2 separate regions of the Homo sapiens genome follow, and region 2 is linked to region 1. The links are chromatin loops, found by intact Hi-C in ENCODE. Cell type or tissue: heart right ventricle. All regions are shown on one strand.

Region 1 (5,000 bases):
AGCAACAAAGTAAAAATAGACAGGAATTACATCAAACTAAAAAGCCTTTGCACAGCAAAGTAAACAACCAACAGAGTGAAGAGACAACCTATGGAATGAGAGAAAATATTTCCAAACCATCTATCTGATAAGGAGTTAATATCCAAAACATATAAGGCATTCAAACAACTCAATACTAAGAAAACAAATAATCCAATTAAAAAGTGGGCACAGGGCTTAAAGAGACATTTCTCAAAGGAAGACATATGAAACAGGCATATAAAAAATGCCCAGCATTACTAATCATTAGGAAATTGCAAATTAAAACCAGAACGACACATCGCCTCACACCTGTTAGAATGGCTATTGTCAAAGAGACGAAAGATAAGTGTTGGCAAGGATGTGGAAAAAAGGGAGCACTCACACACTGTTAGTGGGAGTGTAAATTAGTACAGACATTATGGAAAGCAGTATGATGGTTACCCCAAAAATTAAAAATAGAACTGCTGTATGATCCATAGATATCTGCACTCCCATAGTCATTGCAGCATTATTCACAACAGCCAAATATAGAATCAACCTGTGTTCATCAACAGATGAATGAATAAAGAAAATGTGGCATCTATGCATAATGGAATACTATTCATTTGCAACAACATGTATGAACCTGAGGGACACTATGTTAAGTGAAATAAGCCAGGCACAAAAAAGACAAATGCCACATGATCTCACCTGTATATGGAATCTATAAGTCAAACACATGAAGCAGAGGGTAGAATGGTGGTTACCAAGGGCCAAAGGTGACAAGATGTTTGTCACAGAATATAAAATAAGGGTTAGACAGAAGAAATAAGCTCAGGAGATCTATTGTGCAACATGTTGACTATAGTTAATAACAATGTATTGCATTCTTTTTTTAAATTGTATTTTAAGTTTCAGGGTACATGTGCAGGATGTGCAGGTTTGTTACATAGGTAAAAGTGTGCCATGGTGGTTTGCTGCACTTATCAACCCATCACCTAGATATTAAGCCCAGCATGCATTCGTTATTTTTCCTGATGCTCTTCTTCCCGCACCCCTCGACAGGCCCCAGTGTTTGTTGCCCCCTCCCTGTGTCCATCCATGTGTTCTCAACAATGTATTGCATTCTTGAAAATTGCTGAGAGTAGATTTTAAGTTGTTCTCACCCCCAACAAATGATAAGTATGCAAGATAATGGATATGCCAACTAGCTCAATTTAGCCATTCCACAGTGTATGCATATTCCAAAATATCATGTTGCACATAGCAAATAAATACAACTTCTATTCATCATTTTAAAGTAACTATTTAAAAAAAACCATATTGACAAACTTCTCATACTCAGTAACATTAAAATTTGATGATCTATCTTGAAAAATTATATAAATGAATAAAATAAGTTTAATAAGTTTTATGGACACACCATCATACAACAGAAGCTTCCTGCTCCTAAAGTCAGTTTCAGAAGCCCCAGCTCCACCTGAAAGACACTTGAAACCCACAGTTAAATTGATTTTCCCTGATAGAGCATAGCATTCCTTCTACCTTTTGCCACACTTTCAAATAGTTCTTGGTGTATGAGTTAGATAATAAGGCAGAGACAGTACAACAAACCAAGTTCTTTATAGCTACTTGCACACCATTCATTTTCAGTAACTAATAGGTCATATTCTCTGTGCATCAAACCAAGAGCAATTTTGGCCTCACTGATCTGAAACGATATGCATGTGCTTCCAGACAAATAATGTTTGACTAATACCCATTATTAATGTTCTTGAATTGCTTTATACCTCTGAAATGAAATTGTATTTCCCATTTAGAAAAAGAAAATTATTTCTATCTCTTCTTTTATTTCTTTTTTATTTTCAGTTATTTCCAGGGTACAGAGCCATTTTCAGGGATTCACAGCCTGCCAGAGAGGCTCATTCTCCATACATCCTCCCATCAATGATTGATCCTCAGGAGATGGTCGGTGCCTCAATAGTTACTGCTTAATTAATGTTCCTCTGGTTGTTAACTAAGAACTTAAGCTGCTTGGAAAAAAATTTCTCCCTCCAGCAAGATGGCTTGCCATTAGTAAAATAATCCTTGGTAATTAAAAATCTCATTTTCAAATATAGTTCATAAGTTTTACATCATGAAATGGTTTCTCATCTAATTCTCTTTAAAAATGTTGCCCTAAGCAAAATAAAATACCATCTTCGAAAATCTGAAGCCAAACAAAAGAAGCCAAAACACAACCACTGTTTCTTTTACAAATAACAAAACTTCCCCTATAACTGGCCAGTGGCTGCTTTCAGATACATTAATCCAAATAAGTGATATTCTCTAAAGAATTTTTTCTTAGTTGAGAAAAATATCTAAAATATTTGATCATCAATATATTACAAATATTTTGCCAGAGATGTTATAATTATCTTTTATATTTTATATCTTTTATAATTTTATATTTTAATATATTTATATTAAATATTTAATATTTATATTTATATATTTAATATTTAATATAAACATTTAATAATTTAATATATTAATTATATATTAAATATTTAATATATAAATATTAAATATAATAATATAATATATATTTATATAATTTTATAATTTTATATTTATAATAAAAATATAAAATATCTTTTATATTTTAGAGATGTTTGCCACTAGATGTTATAATTATCTTTTACTTAAACTTGTTGCACCCAGCTATACATTGGACAATCAACATTTGAATGTACTATGATAACTTTAAATGGATTTAATATTATGCCTGAGATCACATGCTTTATATTCTTAAGATAATTTAGAAGTAGTTGTTTCAAAGTATCTGAACAGAGTAAAGATTTAAATGCCCAGATTACAAAGTGGAATAAAGAAAATGGAAAATGATTGATTAAATCAAAATCTCATCAAATAGAGAGACACCTTGGTTTTAAACAAATTAGGTGAGCAATAACAAATGGCAAAGCTTTTTAAGTAAATGGAACCTGGGTCGAATTTATTTTCCAAAAAGGTGAAAAAAAAATACATAGAAATGTCTCTAACCTAATGGAGCTCTGTGCACTCTGGGTCAAATTCCAAGAACACAACCGTAGTTCGTGTGAAACACTAGAGGGCAGAGTTGCACAGTAAAGCTCTTCTGACGTCTAACTGAGGACATGGATACCAACACTTAGGATGCTTGCTCCTGTAAACCCTCAGAACACCCTGGTTTATTTGGAAAGGTTTTAAACTTTTTTTAAATTATACTTTAAGCTTTAGGGTACATGTACACAACGTGCAGGTTTGTTACATATGTATACATGTGCCATGTTGGTGTGCTGCACCCATTAACGCTTCATTTACATTGGGTGTATCTCCTAATGCTATCCCTCCCCCCTCCCCCCACCCCAGAAAGGTTTTAAACTTTTAACAGATGATCTAAATTAGTCCACTATGAAAGCAATCAGCCAAATTCAGGAAACCCAGACAAGGCCTCCATGGAGAGTACTTACCCTAAAAATGATCTGTCTTCCTTCCTGCATGTGTTCATAAACAGCACATCTTATTCCTCATGAAATGACCATCGCTTTTCTCCTGAATAAAGGATTCTTAATAACCCACTTATGCTTACGGACTCTGAGAGCTAAAGGTTTTAAGTTATGGATGACATTTCCCATCTTATTTGGGAAACGGATTATTCCATTTTGGTTGACTAAGTACCATAAGCTCAAACAAAATGTCTCCATATTGTTAAAAGTTTTGCAGAGGAAAGAATCTTCACCCTTCAAAACTCCTTTATATTCATATTCATTGTCAATGGCAAAGATTCAAAAAATACTGGCTTCCCAGCATCTTACCACACTGATAAATGGAAGCCATTTATTTCAAATGGAGTCTGGAAGCCCAAATATCAATTTGTGTAGCTCCAGGAGCAACATAAAAAGTTATTTCCCCTCTTCAAGCCATTGTGTGTCTTTCCCAGTGGCCAAGTCATGTACAAGCCACTTCAATATCTCCCAATTATATTATCTTGAAAATTACAGCCTCAAATATTCATTCTCCAAATAGCCAGGTTCCTAGAGGGCATTCAATGAGATGATGAAGCGTCTCTTCAAAATAATCCATCTCAGAAACTGTGGGCTTTTAACAGAAAAACTGTACTTGTCCAAGGAGAACACAGGTCTAAAATTATTTTTCACTTGTTGTATTATCACTGTATTTATAAAAATCGATATTAAAAATAATTATAGTCCAGGTAGACGCAATTTATCATATAGAGAGGTTTTTGAAATCCTAATGCTTTGATAATTCTATAAATTAAATGCTTAAAATGGCAACATAAATAAATATTTTAAATAACTCAGGAGGAGCAAACTGACCACCTGTTTCTCAGAATCCAGAATCCATTTTCACTATTCTTTTTCTCTGAATGTCTATCTGATTGTACTCATTTTTTCCATGCCCCTAAAACCAACATCTCACTAGAACATGCTAGATATAAAATAGATTGAGAAAACTGAGCCTTTATCAAGGCTTTTTACATATTGATATAAGCTGTAAATATTGACCTCTCCAGTTCACTCATGGAAAACTAAAACCCAAAGTGAAATATACTTCAGTAGGAAAACAAACCATAGTAAATATTCACTAGCATACCCTATTTCTAGAAGGCAATATATTTTTTAAAATCTGTCAATCAATTCAAAGATCATGGATTGGTAGCCTTCACTGACCATTCTATCTAAAATTTTAACAATATCTCTCAACAATTCATAGCCCCCTTCATTGCCCAATGTTTTTTTCTTATGATTAGTTCTTTTACTTGGAATTTCTACTTATATATTATCAGTCTGTTTGCAAGGTATGAGCCTAATGGCTGAGATTTTGTCTTTTTTGTTTACTTTTATTCATTCCCAGTGACTAGAATACTGGTATCTAGTAGGTAATTAATAAATATTTGTTGAAATATTAAATGGATGAACAAATAAATGAATACACAGCAAATCCAAAATATAACACAA
Region 2 (5,000 bases), 150 kb before region 1:
TCCAGCTCATGTCCTGCCTGCCAGCCCACTGCTAAGTTGGGCTACATTCACCAAGAGTGAGTGTGTTTTCTAATTTGCAGAAAGGAGTCTGTGTATGGATCAGTCAGTGTCCTCCATGACATCTACCCCTGGACTATGTGACAGCCAGAAATGACCTATGGATAAAAGTCCCCCATTCCCCAAATCAAAAAGCCCCAGCACAGCTTACTCCCAGATGGCTCCCTGCAGGTTTAAGGCATGGCACTGGAATCTCAGCTTAGTCCAGATAGCCAGTTTCCTTGTGTCCAGTCTCCATTCTGCATGTGAGCAGCATCGAGATGGTCATACAGTTTTTTGTTGTTGTTGTTGGGAATCCAATTTCATAGACACGACTTGCCAATTGTTATTCATCACAATGCGTGTGAGATTTAAACAATAAATATTTCCTCTTTGCTTGCCCACCTGCTTATCCACCACAGCTTATCTATGCAATGTTTTTGAAATGTGAACCATATTCCTTTCTAATAAGAGCCAGACTAGTTTTCATTTTCCAGTAGTGGAAACTTCACAGTGAGGATTTTCTGCCTGGTTGGTCTAGTCTGATTATTATTATTATTATTATTATTTTTTTTGAGAGAGAGTCTACCTCTGTCACCCTGGCTGGAGTGCAGTGGCATGGTCTCAGCTCAGTGCAACCTCTGCCTCCCGGGTTCAAGTAATTTTTGTGCCTTAGCCTCCCCAGTACCTGGGATTACAGGCGTGTGCCACCATGCCCAGCTAATTTTTGTATTTTTAGTAGAGATGGTCTTCTCCATGTTTCCCAGGCTGACCTCAAACTCCTGGACTCAAGAGATCCACCTACCTTAGGCTCCCAAAATTCTGAGAATATAGGCATGAACCACTGTGCCCTGCCTTATAACCCTTCTTAATTGACCTTGTCAGCTATGTGGGAACAAAGGATATGCACCTGAGTCTTTTATTCATGCCCCAAATATTTCTGAAATACCTACTATGTGCCAAGCACTGGAAAACCCAATAGAAGATAGAGGTAAGAATAGGTGATGATAATCCATCTTGGAAATGCTACCATCTGGGGTCTATGCCATTAGATTAAAGCTTGCTAGTTAGATCTTCCTCAAGAAGACATAAGGCCTTGACCACATATCTGTGAGGGCCATAACTTCTCTGGTTTGATTTTTGTACTAATAGCTTCATATCAATATGAAGAATATTCTTGGGTGGCCAAGAGAAATCTGCCTAAAGGCACAAGATTAATCCACATGGCCTTTAAGGTCTCTTTTAAACATAATGTTGTAAGGCATTGACAGACAAATCAATCCTCTGAAGTTTCATCATATGCTTGGGTGAGGAGGAAGCTGAAGGAGTCTGAAGGAGTCTTATTTTTATTGAGCCCACTTGTTTGAGCTACAGAAGAACTAGGGTGTGGGATTTGTTCCAAGCCTCCCAATTCAGGACCTCCTATCCTTGACTGAAGAAGACACTGTACACCAAGCTTCAGGGGAAATGGGACAGCCAGAGTACAGTACAGCCAAACCACCTTATTCTAAACCCACATGTTATTTCATCTTTGCTCTCTCTGTATCTCTGCAAGCTTCCCTTTGCCTCCTGGTTTTGTTCGCTTACTTAACCCTTCAGATTCTGACCTCTCATGTTCTTGTGGCCTTGCACAAAAAGTGTTTTCTTTTCTTGACACAAGGTGTTCAGGACTCATTTGGGTGCTGTGCCTCTCTGATGTGCCTCACCATGTCCCTCAGGACCAGCACCAGTAAACAGTATTTCCCATTCCCAAATGCATCTTATCTTTTCTGGATCTTACGCCCAAAGGTTGGATATTATATTCTGGTACAAGTGATGACCAGAATGACAAAAATACATTGCATTTCTCAGAGGGCCTCTACCTGAACAATGAGTGACCTGTCCCTTCACTGAGCATGGCTGCAAATTATACTCTCTTGACTGTCTCCTCTGAAAGCATGATGGTGCTGAGTGCCTGTTACCACCTAATCAATCATTCTGTATAGCAATATCTTCATAGTAAGAAAGTCTTTGAGAGCAGTGAGGGATCTGAATGATTGGCCATCCCAGTGGCTTTTGAGTGAACTTTGAGCCTAGATCAGAGGCCCCCACTAGAGACAGAGTTAAGAGGGCTCCATGGAAACACTGTCAATTTTCATGTTGGAGGGAAGAAGAATTTTATCACAGTGTAGCAGCCCTCCTGGCAGCTCTTAGGAGGGTGTTGATGTGTCCCTGAGGTGAGTTTCAATGCCAATATTATGTCAGTTGGGGTGTTGGTGAATTGTTCCAGAGCAGGTCAAGCTATGCACACTTAGCATTATTTTTTACTATTAGGAGCAACCCAACAAAAAGAAAATTTTCTCTCATCCAGGGACATAACACAAGGGGAAAAGAAGACGGAAAGAGGTAGAGAAGCAAACCAACAGCTCCAGTACCATGGCGAATGACAAGAACACAAAGCTCCAAAAACACTCTCTTGGGTTATATACTTTAAATAATAACTGTGTCTGGGAGAGAGAACTATCAAGGGCCACATGTATTTACATAAATGCTCCCATCCAGAAGAAAAGATGACTAGTTGGAATGGGTTTTCAAAGATTAAAGCAACAAAGGCAGTTGGACCATTTCCATTATTATATTTTGTATGGAATTCATGTAACTCATTTGTGTTGTTGTTGGGTTTTGATAAAGAGGCAAATATACCCTGAGGTACATTTTGTGAGTGAAGAAAATAAAAAAGAGGATTTTGAATAGATTTAAGAATGATTAACACTTTTCAACTGAAAAGCCACTGTGCTTGCCTATAGGGATTAGTGAATCTGGGTTTCCTGAAGTCAAATGCTGTTTCTCCAATGCATAAAGATAACTATCTTTTATTTCATGTGAAGAATGTGAAGGTAGGATTTGCGAGATGTTAATCTTTATAATAAGCCAATGGTTGATTGAAAAGTTAGAAGAAAATGGGACAGCAGGTATGGAAAAGCAGTTTATGACTGATGAGAAGGAAGAAGAGGAAGAGAAGAAGAAGAAGAAGGAGAAGGAGGAGGAGGAGGAGGGAGAGGAGGAAGAGGTATGGGGTGGGAAGAAAGAACCACCACCACAGTAATGCCCTGGGTTTGTAGGCTGCTTTAACATTTATAAAATGCTCTCATCACTAGAATATACACTTCTTAAAGATAGAAATTTGTCTTAACTATCTTTGATTCCTCAGTTCTTAACATAATGCCTGACTAATGGTAATAACTCAATAAGTATTAGTTTCATGACTACACTAAAGAAGAGTTGAGTGACTAAATTTACTATTTTATTTAATTTTTACTATAATTCTATGAGCTTGGATTTATTATCTTGGTTTAATATATGAAGATTTCAAGACATATACAGAGTAAATAACTTATGCAAGATCACATAAGCCAAAAGTACAGCCAGAATTTCAGTCCAAGTTTTCTGTCCTTAGCCAGGGCCTTTTTACAGTAACAAAGCTCAGATTCTTGGATGACTTAGGATTGGAACTGATTTTGAAATGAAACTTATGTTGGGTGTAGAAAATAAAACAAGAAAAGAGATACTTTGCTTTACTTTTTAAGGTCAATTGCTATATCAGTCAGCAATTGCCACAATAAAGCTGAGTCCCTCAGACTCAGTGGCAGACAACAATAAGTGATTCTTTTTAGGATAATGGGTCTGTAGGTTGACTCAGAGCAGATGGATTAATACAGACTGGGCTCAGCTGGGTGGCTCTGCTTCTAGCTGCTGATTGAGTTGCCCTTGCTTCCTTCTTACATGTGGGGCTCAGAATTCTTCCAAGTGTATTTATTCTGGGACCCATAGAGAAGGGCATTCAGCTACCTGGGGAAGTTATTCTTATGGTGATGATTGAAGAACCAGAGATCAAACCATCCTTGCATGCACATTTCAAGCCTCTGCCTGCATGTCCTGTGCTAATATCCCATTGGTCAATGTGGTAGTCAGAATGACCTCCAAAGATGTCCATACCTTAATTCCTGAAACCTGTGAGTATGTCACATTTTATGGCACATGGGACTTTACAGATGTAGTTAATATTATGTATTTAATATTATAAACCTTAAAATAGGGGGATTATCTAGGATTGAGTGGACTCAATTTAATCATGTGTCCTTAAAAGCAGAGAACTTTTTCCAGCTTGAGTGAGAAAGATGCAGCCATAGAGAAGTCAAAGAGACTTGAAGTGTGAAAGGAACACAACCCACCATTGTTGGAAGAGGCCACACGGAAAGCATGGGAAGAAATGCAGATAGCCTATAGGAGCAAAGACTGGCTTCCTGGTAACAGCTAGCAAGAAAGGGGAGATCAGTCTTAGCATTACAAAGAACGGAACTCAACCAGCAATTTGAGTGAGGTTGGAAGTGGATTCATTCCTTGAACTTACATAAAAGATCCAGCCCTGCTGATTTAGGCCTTATGAGACCCTAAGCAGAGGATGCAGTAGAGATCACTGAACTTCTGACCTACAGAAACTATGAGATAATAAATGTTTTAAGCTAATACCTTTGTGATAATTGTTTTAAGCTGATACCTTTGTGATAATTTGTTATGACAGCAATAAAAAAAATTACAGACAATGAAAGCCACATAACCAATTCCAAAGCCCAGGGTCAAGGAAGGCCATTCTGCCTACTGTTTGGCCATGGCCAATGTTGAATGTCATACAGCAGGGCAGTGAAAAATTTGGACCAATATTTCAAACTTCTCCAATTAAACTGAAGTGAAAGGAGAACACTCACGTTCAGAGGAAGTTTAGTTAAAATGATTGGGATGTGGGGAGGCTATTAGAAAAACCTTTCTCAAAATACAAAAGCCTAGAAACAAGAGATATTTAAATAAGCTGTCAAACCAGAGAAGTTTCCAAGTGCTTTTTGGTTTTCATCTGAAACTGGGGTGGGGATGGGTAGGGTTGGAAAGTCAGGTTTGTATATTTCCCAAAAAACAAGAGAGTGTTTATG

The links. Peaks named below come from ENCODE experiments on the same cell type or tissue, not always from the same donor. Only the 100,000 strongest peaks of a DNase experiment are listed, where the experiment ranks them.
Region 2: it touches region 1 in a loop (4-fold over the local background); 6 of 110 quality-filtered maps call a loop at or near these places.

What each region holds. Positions count from the first base shown.
Region 1 is chr5:16,157,810-16,162,809 of GRCh38, forward strand. The region is part of intron 2 of MARCHF11 (membrane associated ring-CH-type finger 11); the gene reads right to left. Among named protein-coding and RNA genes, the nearest start is that of MARCHF11, 19 kb to the right of the region's middle. In heart right ventricle, a CTCF peak has its summit at 3,103 (motif pointing right); no DNase peak of the experiment used is centred here.
Region 2 is chr5:16,005,992-16,010,991 of GRCh38, forward strand. No RefSeq gene overlaps it. Among named protein-coding and RNA genes, the nearest start is that of MIR887, 73 kb to the left of the region's middle. In heart right ventricle, no CTCF peak of the experiment used is centred here; a DNase peak (open chromatin) is centred at 2,235; H3K27ac peaks cover 1,383 bases.